Regions from separate parts of the Homo sapiens genome. Here region 2 is linked to region 1. The links are chromatin contacts, found by Hi-C or POLR2A ChIA-PET in ENCODE. All regions are on one chromosome and are shown on one strand. The core of a region is the stretch at or near the end of the contact, and the rest is flanking DNA. Distances in the headings are between cores, read along the strand shown. Region 1 holds the start of LINC03034 (long intergenic non-protein coding RNA 3034). Region 2 has its middle 47 kb from the start of LINC02352.

Region 1 (5,634 bases), core at 1-2,500:
GACACTCTTCTTAGGAGGAGGCGGCAATTCTCACTAATAAGTGCTTTTCTTCTACCACATCATGTACATTAAGTGGTTTTTTTTTTTTGTTTTGCTTTTTTGTTTTTTTGTTTTGTTTTTGTTTTTGTTTTTTTGGATACAGAGTCTTGCTCTGTTGCCCAGGCTGGAGTGCAGCGGTGCAATCTTTGCTCACTGGACCCTCCGTCTCCCGGGTTCAAGCGATTCTCCTGCCTCAGCCTCCTGAGTAGCTGGAACTACAGGTGTGCGCCACCACACCCAGCTAATTTTTGTATATTTAGTAGAGACAGGCAGGGTTTCACCATGTTGGCCAGGCTGGTCTCGAACTCCTGACCTCAAGTGATCTGCCTGCCTCGCCCTCCTAAGTGTATATTTTTCTTTTCTTTTTTTTTTTTTTGAGACGGAGTCTCGCTCTGTCACTAGGCTGGAGTGCAGTGGTGCCATCTCAGCTCACTGCAACCTCTGCCTCCCGGGTTCAAGCGATTCTCCTTTCTCAGCCTCATGAGTAGCTGGGATTACACACGTGCGCCACCAAACCCAGCTAATTTTTGTATTTTTAGTAGAGACGGGGTTTCACCATGTTGCCCAGGATGGTCTAGATCTCTTGACCTTGTGATCCACCCACCTCGGCCTCCCAAAGTGCTGGGATTACAGGCATGAGCCACCGCGCCTGGCCGTGTATATTTTTCTAAATAGACACCTGACCATGCTTAGGTCATCCATCGAAATTCCCTAGCACTTGCTGGCTTCCCTGAATTCAACTGAATTGCGCGTGCCCACTGCTGCTGCATAACCTATGGCGGGCACAGCCATGGGATAAAGTGGGCAGTGTGCACACATTCCCCGCACAGTCTGTGGCCTGGCCAAGCCCCTGGGCATTCGAGGCTCCCGGCAAGGCTTCGTGTCCCGACAGTTTTGGGTAGGGGCACGAGGTGGGTGAGCCCGGATCCCAGCAGCAGGCATGGCTCCCTGGGTTTTCATGTCATCTGTGCCCCCTTCTACCAGGATCCTGCAGCAGCTGAAGGGAGACCCCTCTCCTTTTAAGGGTTAAACCCCCAGTGGCACAGAGCAACTTACCTGCCCTTGCATGGTGAACACTCCCATCTTTATCACATCAGTAATTCTTGCTAAAAGCAGATGTAATTTTGAAGGTGGGTAAAAGTAACTTGAAAAGTTGGTGGGCAGATGGCAGAGAGCCTGCTCATCCTTCTTTCAAACTGTCATCAGCTGCACAGGTCTCAGCTGCCATCTCATACTATTATTATTGCTATTTTGCATGTGTGCACACCTCTTTCTGTGGGTGTGGAGGGAGGGGACTGAGCAAAGCCTCAGGGAGGCCACATACGTTCTCAGCGCCATGCTTGGCTGGTGACTGGTCATGCACCATTGGCAGGGCCTGGAGCACGTGCAAGGAACAGAGTTCCCGGCTCTGCACACTCAACATGTGTGTTTCATACTGTCACCTGGCTGGCTCCTCTTTCTGGGTCTGTGTGAGCAGAACAGAACACACACTGGGGACAGAGCTTGCCCGAGGGGCTGCCCAGGTTATTTCCATCTTGGTGATGATGACACCACCCTGAGCTCATTTCTTCTTCACAGCAATCCCAGGAGATGGGAACCACTGTTATCCCCATTTTCTTGATAGGTAGACTGAGATGTGAGTGAGGGGAACAGATGGGACAAAGCTAGGACCCAAGGACAGGTGAAGGCAAGGAGGGACGATGCTGCTAATAATCAAGGCCATTCATTTGGTCCCACCCAGAAGCCTGGGCAAGTGGAGACAGCTGGCACTACAGAGGCCATGGGGCAGGGGCAGTGGAGGCCAAACCAGGGGGCTTGATCAGCACTCTGTCTGGGAAGCCATTGAGATCCCAGGTTCCTTCCACAGCATGCCTCAGACAAGCCTGGAAGTTTGTTCTTTGGGGAAATTGTAGAAAGGAGGCTCTAGGCTCAGGGGCTGAAGGACAGCAGAAGGCAGGGGTGGGGTTCTGGACTAAAAAGGGGTCGAGGTATAAGAAGAAAGACTTCACCTACACTGAGGAGATCCCCAAGACCCCCTCCCGACTCTACTCCCAGGAAGTTGGCAGCATGACCTACAAGTACCAGGCAGGACATATGTTCCTAGAGAGGAGACCTAAACATGTTTGCAGGTAAGGGTTGCCCAACAAAGAATCTGCTATAGCCACCAGTCTATAACCATCCCCTGCCAGCAAGAAGTCTTCAGTGAGCTCTTCAGGGCTGTGCCCTTGGAGATGAACCAACTGCCCACGGTCACTGAACACAGGAGTGAAGCAGCCAACATGGAGCACAACCAGCAACACATAGGGAAGAGGCACTCAGAGGAAGCAGAGGGAAGGGGCAGAGCAAAGCTCAACATGAAGCCCCTGTCAGTCACATTCTTGGGAGCTGATAGAGGAGATTGCATCCAGGAAACAAGAATGGCATTCTAGGCTGGGTGTGGTGGCTCACACCTGTAATCCCAACACTTTGGGAGGCTGAGGCGGGCAGATCACCAGAGGTCAGGAGTTCGAGACCAGCCTGGCCAACATGGTGAAACCCTGTCTCTACTTAAAATACAAAAATTAGCTGGGCATGGTGGCGCATGCCTGTAGTCCAGCTACTCGGGAGGCTGAGACAGGAGAATCACTTGAACCCAGGAGGTGGAGGTTGCAGTGAGCTGAGATCACGCCACTGCACTCCAAACTGGGCAACAGAGCAAGACCACAGACACACACACACAAAAAAAAGATTGGCATTCTAGGAGAAAGGGATCATCAAAGCACAAGAAAGAGGACATTTAATAAATAAGATAGAAGGTGGAGTCAAGAAAATTGCTAGAAAAAAGACAAAAAGATTGACAATAAGACACCAAAGACAACTAGCATGTCAATCAGATGATTTGGGGTTCCACTAATTAGAGTTACAAAAGGTGAGACCAGATACAAGGGGGAGACATTTTCAAATAAATAATACAAGAAAATTACCAAGTGAAGGATGGGAGCCTCTGAACGGAAAGAGCCTGTTAAGGACCACCATTTTAGAATTCTACACCAAGGCATGTCACCATACAATCTGAAAGCATTCAGGATGAAGAGAAAGCCTCGCAAGCTGGAGGTTGCAGGGGAGAAGAACAATACACACAAAGATTTAAGGATGAAATGTCATTAGACTTCACGATGGCAGCACTGGAAGACAGGTGACAATAGAATAATGCCTTTGAAACTTTGATGGAAAATCATTTTCCACCTAAATTTCTATATCTTTCCAAATTATTTTTCAAGTATAAAATAGTATAACTGCATTTCTAGGCATACAACATCTTTAAAACCTTTGCCTTCTGTGTATCCTTCCTCAGGAGATAGTGGAGGATGCGTCCCACCCAAACAATCAAGTAAACCAAGAGACAGGAGGACCTGGGGTGCAGGAAGCAGGACCTAGCCCAACGGGGAGACCAAGAGAGACCCCAAGGTGGCAGTTTGTAGCAACAGAACAGGAAGTCAGAGGGCCCTGGGAAGAAGGCCTCCAGGGAAGGCGGAACTGCCAGCCTATGGGATGTGTTAGAGTTTGAAGCAGTTGTTGATAGGTGTTTGGCAGAAATATGGAAGTATTTGGGGGAGAGTTAGCCTTAAGGACATTGACAACTAAGTGAATGATAGAAGGAAGCATTTTCCTCTGGGGCAGGCGGCAGGAGTGGATAATGAGAAAGGAACAAGTTCATTGCACACTATTGGGCTCTGCAATTAACACAATTTGATAGTCCTAGTAATGTAAACACTGATTATTAACCCAAAATTATGATCTAAAGATATATTGGGATGATGGGTGGGGGAGGAAAGTGGGAATACAGTGGAAAGCAAGTGTCGAATCACCACTATTGTGGTAGAAAGTCAGCAAATAATGTCAAGATATAATAAATAAAAATAGCCATATTTCCTTATGTTTTCAGAAGCAGATTTAAAGAAGAAAAGTGGTGGCCTCTGGACTCTGGAATGAGAGCGCCAGGGAGAGAATGCTGCATAATTGTTTGGACTGTATACTACATGTGTGCATCACTTTTCTAAAAATACAAAATTAATGAGGAAAGGAAGAGGCAGCCCTGCCAGTTGCTGGCTGCCATTGTGAGCTCTTTGGAGAATGGGATGCGGGTGCAGGACTGAGGGCAGTCAGCATCAGGGGGACCAGGAGACTCTGGGGAGTTTGAGTCTTTAAGAAATGGAAGACGTTTCCATCCAGTGGGCAACTAGAGGCAGACATCCTGGGTGTGAGAAGCCAGCGGGGCTTTTCTCTCTTCTGCAGGAACTCCTGCCAAGCTGTGGCAGTTGCATTTGTTGGTGGGAAATGGCCCGCAGAAGAATCCAGCCCCCAGTGCTGAGGTGCATGGGAGAGACTGTGGTGGGACTAGGAGAGTGATGGTCTCTAGGCAGCTTGGAGAAAGCAAGGGATAGCATGGCTCCTTTGTGGTGGGATTGGAAGGATGGAGGGGAAAGGAGGCTGGGTGAGGGCCTCTGCCTCTCAGGAAACAAGGCTGAGTCAATGTGGTGGGAGCAAGGTCGAGGTTCCATCTCATGCCAGGAGACAGAGCCATGAGTCCCCCGAGTTCAAGGACCAGGTGAGATCCTGGTTCTCGTGGCCCTTCCCTTTCCTCCGCTGGGGTCTGTGCTGGCCCCTGTCAGTGGCCCTTGCTGAGGAAGGGGCAGAAGGGTGGTCTGCAAGGGAGGGAGGAAGTGGGAACCAGAGAGGTGGGAGGCAGAGAAGGGGCTTGACTGCTGGAGGCAGCTTAGGGGGAGGCTGAGCCCCAGCCCCAATTCAGCAGAGCCAGGAGGCAGAGATGTGGGTGGGTGGTGTATTAGTTTTCTATTGCTGCATAACAAATGGCCCCAGAACTTAACAGCTTAAAACAACACACATGTATATATCACATAGTTTCTGAAGGTCAGAGATTTGGGAGCGGCTTAGCTCATTATTCTGAGTGTCGAGGACACGTGTGAGATTATAGTTGAGCTGTTGACTGGGGCAGTGGTCTCTGAAGACTGGACTGGGGTGGAGGAACTGCTTTTATGCATACTTATGTGACTGTGGGCTGGAGGCCTCTGTTCCTCTCCACATGGGCATCTCCAAATGGCTGCTCAGGAGGTGGCTTTTCCTGGAGCAAGTGATCATACAGAGATAGAAACAGAGAGACAGAGAAACACAGACAGAGAACATAACCAAGAGAGAAGCCATGGTGCCTTTCAGAACCCAGCCTTGAAAGCGGCATGTCATCACTTCTGCTGTATTCTCTGGGTCCTAGATGCAGTGTGGGAGGATTCCACGTGAGGCTGTGAAGGCTGGGAAGCGAGATCACTGGGGGTCATGCTGGGGGTCATCTTGAAGGCTGACTGAGCGCAGCTCATCAACTGGGCACCTACTGTGTGAGAGACTCTGAGCTTCAGGCTGCGGCTGTGATAAGGTCTTGAAGAAACACCTGCTCCCAAGGGACTTAGGCTCTCAGTGGAATTCCAGTTCTTCTGTCTGTATCCCTCACTCCAATCAATCTATATCTATCTATATCTATATCTATATATTACTTTTTAAAATTGTTATCTATTTATTTTATTTTTGAGACAGGGTCTCACT
Region 2 (5,813 bases), core at 435-2,934, 63 kb before region 1:
AAGGAAAAATAGTAGAATAAATTGTGGTGCATGCACACCATGGAATAATATATAACCATTTAAAACAGTTGGTTCTATGCCAGTTGACGTGGAAGGATTTCCATAATATATTTTTATGGAAACCGAGAAGCAAGATGCAGATAGGTATAGAAAGTGTATATAGTATGATGTAATATTTTTGTAAAACAAAACATATATATATATATATAGATGTTACATCTATCTGTATTGATATCTTTTTTCTTTTTTGAGATGGAGTCTCGCTCTGTTGCCCAGGGTGGAGTGCAGTGGCTCAATCTCAGCTCGCTACAGCCTCCGCCTCCCGGTTCAAGTGATTCTCCTGCCTCAGCCTCCCGACTAGATGGGACTACAGGTGTGTGCCACCACACCTGGCTGGTTTTTCTATTTTTAGTAGAGACGGGGTTTCACCATGCTGGTCTCGAACTCCTGACCTCAGGTGATCCACCCGCCTCAGCCTCCCAAAGTGCTGGGATTACAGGCGTGAACCACTGCACCCATGAACATGTATAATAAAAACGTATTACACATGTTTACAAAAAGATTACATCTATCAGTCAATCAATTTATCTTCTAACCTATGGTGTGTTTATTTGAACGTTGAGAAAAGTATAGATGGATATATAGTAAATCTATGTTTTAATTCCAGTTTTAAAAATGTTTATTTTATGTATATTTTATTTTTAGAAAAAATACAAATTAAAAATTAAAGACATGCTCTCTCTATTTTGCCCAGCCCAGTCTCGAACTCCTGGGCTCAAGTGATCCTCCTGCCTTGGCTGCCCAAAGTGCTGGGATTGCAGTACGAGCCACCTCACTCGGCCAATTCTAGTTTTAACGTTTAGCAAAATGATACACATGTGCTGAACAGTTATACGACCCACAATAAAACTTAACCTCTGCCTTACCTTTTCCCCCTTCATCTCCTGTTCATTGAGATAATCATTTTCAATTCACTTATCTGTTTTTTTGGTATTTACCTCCAGATTCTAAATAACATACATTTAATATTATTTCTTAGTTTTTCAATTGTAGACTTTATAATTGACTTTTTATTAAGGAAGGTAAATATATAGATATTGTAGCCCTCACCACTCCCACCAACCACACTTCCTTTCCTGCAGTCTTCATGGGGTGATGTCATAGTTCTGGAGTAAATTAATATTTGGTGTTCTCTTTACTATGGAATAATTTACTTATAGTTCATATAGCGTTTGTATAGTTTCCCTTCACCTTTTAATTTTGCCTGAAGTTGATACTTGCTGAGTTTTCCTTCATTTAATTAGTTTTGTTTTTATTATTAACTTATCTCTAAACTCTATTCCAGACCTGTAACATAACTCTGAATATTGTCAAATTGGTGACACATGCATTCCATTTTCTTCTTGGAACCAACCTGCTTCTATCTGGCTGCTCTCTAGGTTGGCTCCAACCATATCACTCTAGCTTGGGATGGAGCTGGGAGTTTCCCTCCCTTCCCCGACCTGACTCTTCCCCCAACCCCATCCCAGTCTCCCTGGGGTCACTGGGGCCTTTTCACCAACTCACCTGGAAGCTTTCTCCCTGCCCTCTGTTTCCCTGAATTACTGACAAAGAAAGGCAGGGTTTCCTGGGGAACTTTTCACCTCTCAGCCCCAGGAAACTGTGGGTAGAGGCGCTGAACTTGGGGTGGAGGCAGGAGGGGTTGATTCAGAAACAATAAGCCCTAATGACCGATGTCATCTGCTCCAGAAATTACCAGCTCAGTTTCAGTTTGAAAGACCTGATTCCGGGCCAGGCGCGGTGGCTCACGCCTGTAATCCCAGCACTTTGGGAGGCCGAGGCGGGTGGATCATGAGGTCAGGAGATCGAGACCGTCCTGGCTAACAAGGTGAAACCCCGTCTCTACTAAAAATACAAAAAATTAGCCGGGCGTGGTGGCGGGCGCCTGTAGTCCCAGCTACGCGGGAGGCTGAGGCAGGAGAATGGCATGAACCCGGGAGGTGGAGCTTGCAGTGAGTCGAGATCATGCCACTGCACTCCAGCCTGGGTGACAGAGCGAGACTCCGTGAAAGAAAGAAAGAAAGAAGGAAGGAAGGAAGGAGAGAGACAGAGAGAGAGAGAAAGAGAGAGAGAGAGAAAGAAAGAAACAAACAAAGAAGAAAGAGAGAGAGAGAAAGAAAAAGAAAGAAAGAAAAGAAAAAGAGAGAAAGAAAGAAAGAAAGAAAAGAAAGACACAATTCCGGCCAGCAAGGAGCTCACCTTCTGCCAGGAGGACATGCATGTGAACACTTACCAGGAAGAATAAAATGACTGCTCTGAGAGAGCTACCTGTCAAATACACAGTCGTGGTTGCCTGCCGCTCTGTGTTGGAAAGACATTGAGGCCACCTGGGGACCGCAGATAAAGAACTCTAATGGACCAGCTCCGACTGCCATGGGTCAGATGAGGTGGCTCGGGCTGTGTAGTGGTCATATTCAGCATGTCTGGCTAGTAGCAGGAGCCACTGATTTTCACTAAGGGCATCATTTTTGCCAACAGATACCTGTGCTTCAATCTCTTCCCATCTGTATCTTTCTCTCTATCTTGTTTTCTTTATCTATTGTTTTTTATTTATTTTTATTTATCTATATCTATTTATCTATATTTCTCTATCTATTGTTTTCTTTCTCTGCCTGTCTGTGTCTGTCTCTCCTGCCATCTCCCTCTTCATGTTGCCCTGTAGTTTTCCCCTTAAAAACGTGTAAATTGGTTTGTCAGGGAACAAAATGTCTTCGATGGTTTGAGGCCAAGGAAGAGAAGAGTCTCATGGTAGCAGCACCCAGAGAAAGCCCAGGCTGGAGAGCTCGGCAGGAGGGCTCTTCTCTGGGTCGGGGTCAGGATGCTTCTAAAAGTGGATGGCCTCGAAACTTTCTGCAAAAACAGACTGAGGGAGCTCATGTCATTAAATGTGCCATTAGAAATCTCCAGACCCCAAAGAGTGGAAAGAATTCACTTCACATTAAGCCCAAACGTGATTATTCTCGCTCCATCCCCCAGGCTTAGCGGTCTGCATTTTGGAGCATCCCAAATCAGGATTAAAAGTGAGCATGCGGCCGGGCGCGGTGGCTCACGCCTGTAATCCCAGCACTTTGGGAGGCCGAGGCGGGTGGATCATGAGGTCAGGAGATCGAGACCATTCTGGCTAACAAGGTGAAACCCCGTCTCTACTAAAAATACAAAAAATTAGCCGGGCGCGGTGGCGGGCGCCTGTAGTCCCAGCTACTCGGGAGGCTGAGGCAGGAGAATGGCGTGAACCCGGGAGGCGGAGCTTGCAGTGAGCCGAGATTGCGCCACTGCAGTCCACAGTCCGGCCTGGGCGACAGAGCGAGACTCCGTCTCAAAAAAAAAAAAAAAAAAAAAAGTGAGCATGCAGGGCCAGGCCAGAGCTGAGCCCCTGAACAGAGTGGGGGAGCACCTGTACGGGGAGAGCGGCCGAGGCTGCCCTGCGGTGTCGGAGTTGGGGATGACTTCTCATCTCTGTGGCCCATCTGGCTGCCCACCTGCCACTGTGTCACAGGACGTGAGACAGGTGGACCTTCTCTGAGAGTCTGCTCTGTGCTGGGAGGGGACCTGGGCTCAGCTATGCAGAGCTGTGGGGCTTTGGGCATGTTGACTTCCCTTCCCCATAGCTGCAAAAGCCCCACATGGCCCACTGTTTTGGTCAGAGGTCCTAATATGTGGGGGAGTCCCTTGTAAACCGCAGAATGCTTCCTAATTTAAGGCTTAGGGTATTGCTGCAATGATCAAGGTTTGAGGCTAGCAGACTGGCTGCCTTGATTTTGACAAATTTGGGCACAGTCATCCACAGACACAGTCTGCTTCATTCTAACATTTTTCACATTTATTAGTTGAGTGTCTGATATTTGGAAAAGATGGAATTTATTGCTAGAATTCATGGTGAGCCAGTCCTCTAAGGCTCAGGAAGGCTGCACAGGGCAGATGGAGTCTCATCATTGTGTGCCCCAAGTCGCACCACAGTTGAGAGACCCCAAATGGGTTTTATGCCCTACGGGTGACTAGGATCACTAAGCACAAGCAATTTGGGACATCCTGTTCTAGGAGGGACGAGAACATTGCCCAGGCGGTTCTGGGCAGCTCCTCCTTATCTCAGGCAGTTGCAACCTCAGTACACTCCACAGTGATTTTAAGATCCATGAGCAGATGGGGAAGAGCTAGGTTGGCCAAGGCCAGCCAGAGACCTGTCCTCCTGCAATACAGCTCACAGTCCCTTCCCTTTGCCCTCTATCTTCCTCCAGACCCCGGCTACTCTAGGTCACATCTGGTGTCTCTCACCCTGGGTCACTGCTTTCTACCCTCCCTACTTCCAGGGCCAGGGTAGGCCCAGAGACTAGGGACCACTCTTGCCAAGCCTCAGTGGACAGTGTGTCACGTGCATATTATTTCTCTTCTGTGAGACTAGACCCCTGATCTTGCTACTGCACCCCAGAACCAAAGAAGGTGTGTGCATGGGAGGGGCTCCCACCAACACACCTCCCAGGGGGCTGCCTGAGGACCACCAAGCTCTGCCCAAGCCCCGGAGTGCAGCTTAGTGTACCATGAAGCTGCCAGGGTTCATTCTCAAGAGCATGCAGACCTGTCCCGAGAGGAGCATGTCTCTCCCAGAGCAAAAATTGGAGGCAAACTGCGTTTCAGTGTGAGGTTCTGGGGGCTCATGTTTAGATGAAGGCATCCAACTTGGTAATTGTAACCACATACTACAAACAAACATCTGCAAATATTAAAAATGCATTTTCCCTAGAGATCTCCATGAATTGTCAAGGGTAGAGTGACCAGGGTGGTCCTGATTCATGTCGCTGGCTCCTAAGGGCTCAAAGGCATAGTTACCATGCCCAGAGTGAGGAGAGGGTATCACTACTTAGGGGATTATTGGTTCATTTGGCATCAAGAGGTGCCACACCTCCATGGTGTGGACTTTGGCTCCATGGACCCCAGCCTCCCGCAACCTGCCTGTGTCTGCCCAGCAGATGAAGGGTACCTGCAGAGGTGGGAGGGGGTAAGGCTAACACTCACTCCTCTGCTTCTGCCAGTCCCTTCCCTGGCCTCCGCCAGGCATATGACAACCTTCCCGATGTCCGTGTCATCAGCTTGGGCTGCTGTGACTAAGGACCACAGGCTGGGGGTCTTCAACATTGGAAGTCATTGCCTCACAGTCCTGGAGACTGGAGGTCTGAGACTGAGGTGTGGGCAGGGCTGGTTTCTCCTGAGGCCTCTCTCCTTGGCTTAGAATTGGCCATCCTCTCCCTATGTCCTCACATGGCTGTCTCTCTGTGCACATCTGTGTCCAAATTTCCTCTTTTTTTCTTTTTTCTTTTAGAGACAGGGTCTCGTCACCCAGGCTGGAGTGCAGTGGCCCAATCATGGCTCACTGCAGACTCCAGCTTCTGGGCTCAAGTGATCCTCCTGCCTCAGCCTCCTGAGACACTGGGACCACAGGTGTGAGCCATCATGCCCGGCTAAACTAAATTTCCTCTTCTTATAAAGACACCAGTCAGATTAGATTAGGGTCCATGCCAAAGACCTCATAAACTTAGTTATTTCTTTAAAGACTGTTGTCAAATACAGTTTCCTTCTGACGCCCTCAGGGTTAGGGTTTCGGCATATAAATGCTGGGGTACATGATTCATCCCATACACCCTGGAGGAGGTTCCCTGGCCCCTTAGCTGTATGGCGTGTGTCCCTCTAGCTCTGCAGTCTCCCGAGAGTCATTTCCCCTACACCTCCGGCTCCTCAAGCTGCCTGCTTCCCACTCTGCC

The links. Hi-C counts contacts between places; a loop is a spot of excess contacts on that map. ChIA-PET counts read pairs that join two places held with the same protein, here RNA polymerase II (POLR2A). Pooled maps may share reads with other maps.
Region 2: a pooled map shows a loop between it and region 1 (2.6-fold over the local background). The contact joins the enhancer-like site here to the promoter of LINC03034 in region 1. A Hi-C loop is called at or near these places in 2 of 50 pooled maps. POLR2A ChIA-PET finds 5 or more read pairs at or near these places in 3 of 52 experiments (GM10248, GM12878 and activated T-cell).

What each region holds. Positions count from the first base shown.
Region 1 is chr15:31,229,612-31,235,245 of GRCh38, forward strand. LINC03034 (long intergenic non-protein coding RNA 3034) reads right to left here and starts at 1,251. Exons shown (of 4, transcript NR_171016.1): 1 at 1,096-1,251.
Region 2 is chr15:31,166,152-31,171,964 of GRCh38, forward strand. No RefSeq gene overlaps it. Among named protein-coding and RNA genes, the nearest start is that of LINC02352, 47 kb to the right of the region's middle. Within about 2 kb of position 1,685, at least 2 of the 41 ENCODE cell types and tissues checked have a DNase peak (open chromatin) inside an H3K27ac peak, as active enhancers do.